Linked DNA regions of Homo sapiens: region 1 is linked to region 2. A link is a loop called in an ENCODE intact Hi-C map of the cell type or tissue named here. Cell type or tissue: heart right ventricle. All regions are shown on one strand.

Region 1 (2,500 bases), 64 kb before region 2:
TTTGCCGGGCATGGTGGCATGTGCCTGTAGTCACAGCTACTTGGGAGGCTGAGGTGGGAGGATGGCTTAAGCACAGGAGACTGAGATTGCAGTGAGCTATGAATGCACCAGTAGACACCTGCCTGGGTGACAGAATGTCTCAAAAACAAAACAAACAAGCAAACAACAACAACAACACAAAACTGAAAAATATTCTGGTAAAAAAATAAGCCCAGGATAGCAGATGATGTTTGTTACCTTTAGTAAGGTTGCCAGGATATAACGCTGCAGCTCTGCATTGTGAATTCGAATTGAACCACCTCCTATTTCATTGCCATTTAAAACCAAGTCATAGTGTTGGCTACGGGCCTAGAAGATTCACAGATACTTTATGTTAGAGAAAATGTCTGGTTTTCTGTTCTACGGGTTGAAGACCCTGTAGATTTTTAAAGACAATGTATTACTACTAACTCAAACTCCACAATTTCTTCTGGGGCTTCCAGAACTGGGTCCTATCTTTCATCAGACCTTGAAGTCTGAAGTTCTTTGCCTTTATATACACATTTCCTTTTGATTTGGAAGTATAGATACGGTACCTTTTTGGGCTCAGTGTACAGGAGATGTATGTCACTGGGGTGGGGAGCAGTAAATGGGTGGTGGGCCGATTCCAGCTCTCTGGGATTTTCCTCCTTGGGCAGGAAGAGTGGGAAATCTACCACCCAAAGGAAAGAGAACAGAGTGGGGTCACGGAGCACCACTCCTCTTGTTTCTAGAAGGTCAGCACATTCCAGTCGTAATTTTCCTAACAAAGAGCACTGCAAACAGAAGACGTAAACATTGAGTTAACTTCTTGACAGAGCAGGCAGGAAATGACACAGCCTGGATTCCGAAGCCAGGCCATTCTCTAGGAAAGGATTAGCCAATTAACAGATAGGATGCCCTTTGCTTCTCAGGACACAAAGATCTGAGGATAAGTCTAATTGCAACAAGGTTGAGAACAATCATCACACTCAACCAACTGGGTGAGTACTGATAACTCGGTGATTAAGAACACAGGGATCAGCACTTCATAGACCTGGGTCTGAATCTCAGTGTGGCTAATTACGAACTTCTCTGTACCCTTTTTCATTGTAAAATTGGGATAAAAATATCAACTCCAAAAGACTGCTGTGAAGCTTAAGATAATATACATAAGGTGCAGGACCTGACAAAGTATGTGAGTGGTAGTCGTTCTGATTATTTCCTCACTTCTCTTGAAGGGTTGTGGTGAGGATTTGGTAAGTGCCTGGCACACTGTTAATGTTCAGTGAAGGCTGGCTATCACTATAGGTAATGCAGATTAGAGGTCCATTTAAGAGTGCGGAGGGGTGCAGTGGCTCACACCTGTAATCCCAGCACTTTGGGAGGCCGAGGCGGGCGGATCACAAGGTCAGGGGTTCTAGATCAGCCTGACCAACATGGTGAAACCCCGTCACTACTAAAAATACAAAAATTAGCCGGGCGTGGTGGCATGCACTTGTAATCCTAGCTACTCGGGAGGCTGAGGCAGGAAAATCGCTTGAACCCGGGAGGAGGCAGAGGTTGCAGTGAGCTGAGATCACACCACTGTACTCCAGCCTGGGCAACAGAGTGAGACCATCTCAAAAAAAAATAAAAAATAAAAAAAAATAAGAGTGTGAATTTTGGAACCCAACTTCATGGGTTAGAAATCCGGCTCCTCCACTTCCTAGCTGTGTGACTGTGAGCAAAATTTTAAGCTCTGTGACTCACTTTTCTTATTTTTAAAATAGCAACAGTATCAGAACTTCTTTCATAGGGTTGGCATGAGGATTAAATGAGTTAATGTATACAAAGTGCTTAGAACGGGCTTGGCAAATACTAAGTGCTTAATAAGTGCTACCTATGGTATGCAGGACTTCCCTGAGAAAGGACAGCTGGTTAGAACAGTGACATATGCCTAGAGACATGATAGGGTATTATTTTGCAGCCCATTCTATCTTACATTTACGTCTACATAACGGACCTTCATTGTGACATTTTCAGAATGTTAATGTTATTCCTCGAAAGTCTGGTTTCTAGCTCTCTTTCAAGGAAGGCCTTGTAGGAATCAGACCTATAACTTCCTGAGAATGAAACACCAGCATGTTTAGTTCATACCAAGAGAAGGTTTAATAGCCAAATTAGTTAGGAACAAAATCCCATGTTCTTTTTTAAGAAATGCATTCATAATAAAATTTGGAAATAAATAGCTTTCTTCATTTTACTATTGTAGGGGAAGGGGAGACGGGGGATTACATTTAGCTTTGAAGCTGAACTCTGAAACTTTTTCTGTGGAAGAAACAATGACAAATGAAAATATAGATTAGAAGAAAGAACTTGATGAAGTACTAGTTAGACACACTATCATTTTGAAAAAACTATATACTAAAGTGAAAAAATAAATTTATATCATGCTTGATCTTTACAGTACATTTTTAATATTCATATTTGACTTTGTACTATACTTTTCTATATTTTACAA
Region 2 (2,500 bases):
GATTACAGACATCAGCCACCGTGCCTGGCCCAGACTATCATTTTTAAAACAAATTTTTTTATTTCAAAAGCAAAAAAATTACATTTTTGTATGATTCTTCAATATCTGGCTATATTAGAAGGCAATTGAGTTCTTACCTGCTTCTGCATTCAATCTTTTGCAATGTTATTTTGGTTGAAGTATGTCAAGAAAATATGGCTTACACAAATATGAAATTGGAAGGGGGAGGAGGATTTTAATAGCTTTTCTGATAATTATGGATATTCTTCTTGATATTACATCAAAACTTGACAAGTGACTGCTGAAATCTAAAACCATATCAATAGACCTTTCATATTGTTCCCATTAGATCTGTTGGTCTATCTTCTGCTTTGGATACATCTTAACCTGTGCATTAATCATTTAGAAAAACTGATTCCATGAATTATGCAGATCTTCCACATGTTGACACACTTCACTATACAATTAAAAAGGCATTCATCAATGTCATCAGCAATTTCATCATAAAAGTTTTTAAGTAGCTGTCAAGTTCATAGTCGACACAGCTTTCTCAAAATTGTAATTTTTCTCTTGAATATGGTTGACAATAAGTACTGTCGGTTGTGTTCCTTGAAATGGTAGCCTCATTTTGTTCATTTGAGAGAAAATGTCTGCTCAACACCCCAGTCTGAATGACCTTAATTTCTGTGTCCATCATTCTTTCAAAAAGTAGGTAGTTCAGCTTGCATCTTAAAACAATCTCAGAAGATTTTCTTGGGATGACCACTGTATTTTGGTTTGCAGCAGTGTTTTATGTATACTTCCCATTTTGTCATAAAATATTGAAAAAGACATATGTCCACAGGTTGAGATTTAGTAAACTAATAATTTTTGTTGCTTCATCAAGGGCATGCTTAAGCAAATTTACAAAACTCCAGGCCAGGCACGGTGGCTCATGCCTGTAATCCCAGCACTTTGGGAGGCCAAGGTGGGCGTATCACTTGAGGTTAGGAGTTCCAGACAAGCCTGGCCAGCATGGCAAAACCTCGTCTCTATGAAAAATAAAAAAATTAGCCGGGGGTGCTAGTGGGCGCCTGTATTCCCAGCTACTTGGGAGGCTGAGGTTGGAGAATCGCCTGAACCCAGGAGGTGGAGGCTGCAGTGAGCAGAGATCTCACCACTGCACTCCAGCCTGGGTGACAGAGCGAGACTCTGTCTCAAAAACAAAAACATGTAAAAACAACAACAACAACAAAAAGTCCTGCAAGTCTATGGTGGTGAATACTATGTCTAGTTGTACAATTTGATTTATGCTTTGATTTATGCCTTGATTTATGCTAAGACACCGGCAGTATTACCCACCATAGCTTTTGCACCATTAGCACAAATGCTACTACAGTATAAAAGGCAGAAAACTTAGTTTTACTAAGAAAATAGTTTCAGCCGGGCGCGGTGGCTCACGCCTGTAATCCCAGCACTTTGGGAGGCCAAGGCGGGCAGATCACGAGGTCAGGAGATCGAGACCATCCTGGCTAACACGGTGAAACCCCGTCTCTACTAAAAATAAAAAAAAAAAAATTAGCCGGGCGTGGTGGCAGGCGCTAGTAGTCCCAGCTACTGGGGAGGCTGAGGCAGGAGAATGGCCTGAACCCAGGAGGCGGAGCTTGCAGTGAGCCGAGATCGCGCCACTGCGCTCCAGCCTAGGCGACAGAGGGAGACAATGTCTCAAAGAAAAAAAAAAAATAGTTTCGACTCATGGATACTTAGAAAGATATTGGGGACTTGGCTGGGTGCGGTGCAGTGGCTCACGCCTGTAATCCCAGCACTTGGGAGGCCAAGGCGGGCGGATCACCTGAGGTCTGGAGTTTGAGACCAGCCTGACCAACATGGCGAAACCCCGTCTCTACTAAAAATACAAAAAAATTAGCTGGGCCTGGTGGCACATGCCTGTAATCCCAGCTACTCGGGAGGCTGAGGCAGGAGAATCGCTTGAATCTGGGAGGCGGAGGTTGCGGTGAGCCGAGATCGCACCATTGCACGCAAGCCTGGGCAACAAGAGCGAAACTCCGTCTCAAAAAAAAAAAAAAAAAGAAAAAAGAAAGAAAGAAAGATACTGGAGACCTCAGGGGTCCACAGACCATACTTTGAGAACCACTCATACAGAGGCTTGATGAAAAAGGCTTAAAACTAAGCTTTTTGAAAGCAGGGGCTGTTCCTGTTTAGAAGTCCAAGGGTTCACTGATCTAAATTCACCCTGAAGATATGTGTCCTTTTTTCCTAGGAATTCAGGCTTAAACAGTCTTTCTAGGATAGGGGTATTAGTAGGTTACTGTTATTGGAATAATCCCAAATATTTTATGATAGTTCAGTGAATAACCATCCTTTCTTTTTTACATTTAAAATAATCTAAGTTCCTAACCTTACACAGCTAAATAATTGAAAGATCAATATTAAGGACATGTAAGACAACTTAGTTGAAGAGTTTTGTCATTTCTTGGGACCATTCTTTTCAGTCATTTCC

The links. Peaks named below come from ENCODE experiments on the same cell type or tissue, not always from the same donor. Only the 100,000 strongest peaks of a DNase experiment are listed, where the experiment ranks them.
Region 1: a loop joins it to region 2, with 11 times the contacts of the local background. A loop is called at or near these places in 1 of 110 quality-filtered maps.

What each region holds. Positions count from the first base shown.
Region 1 is chr1:173,851,643-173,854,142 of GRCh38, reverse strand. It overlaps DARS2 (aspartyl-tRNA synthetase 2, mitochondrial), which reads right to left. Exons shown (of 17, transcript NM_018122.5): 14 at 576-794; 15 at 238-348. Among named protein-coding and RNA genes, the nearest start is that of GAS5-AS1, 10 kb to the left of the region's middle. RefSeq lists an enhancer at 1,099-2,001. In heart right ventricle, no CTCF peak of the experiment used is centred here; no DNase peak of the experiment used is centred here; H3K27ac peaks cover 1,140 bases.
Region 2 is chr1:173,788,018-173,790,517 of GRCh38, reverse strand. No RefSeq gene overlaps it. Among named protein-coding and RNA genes, the nearest start is that of DARS2, 35 kb to the left of the region's middle. In heart right ventricle, no CTCF peak of the experiment used is centred here; no DNase peak of the experiment used is centred here.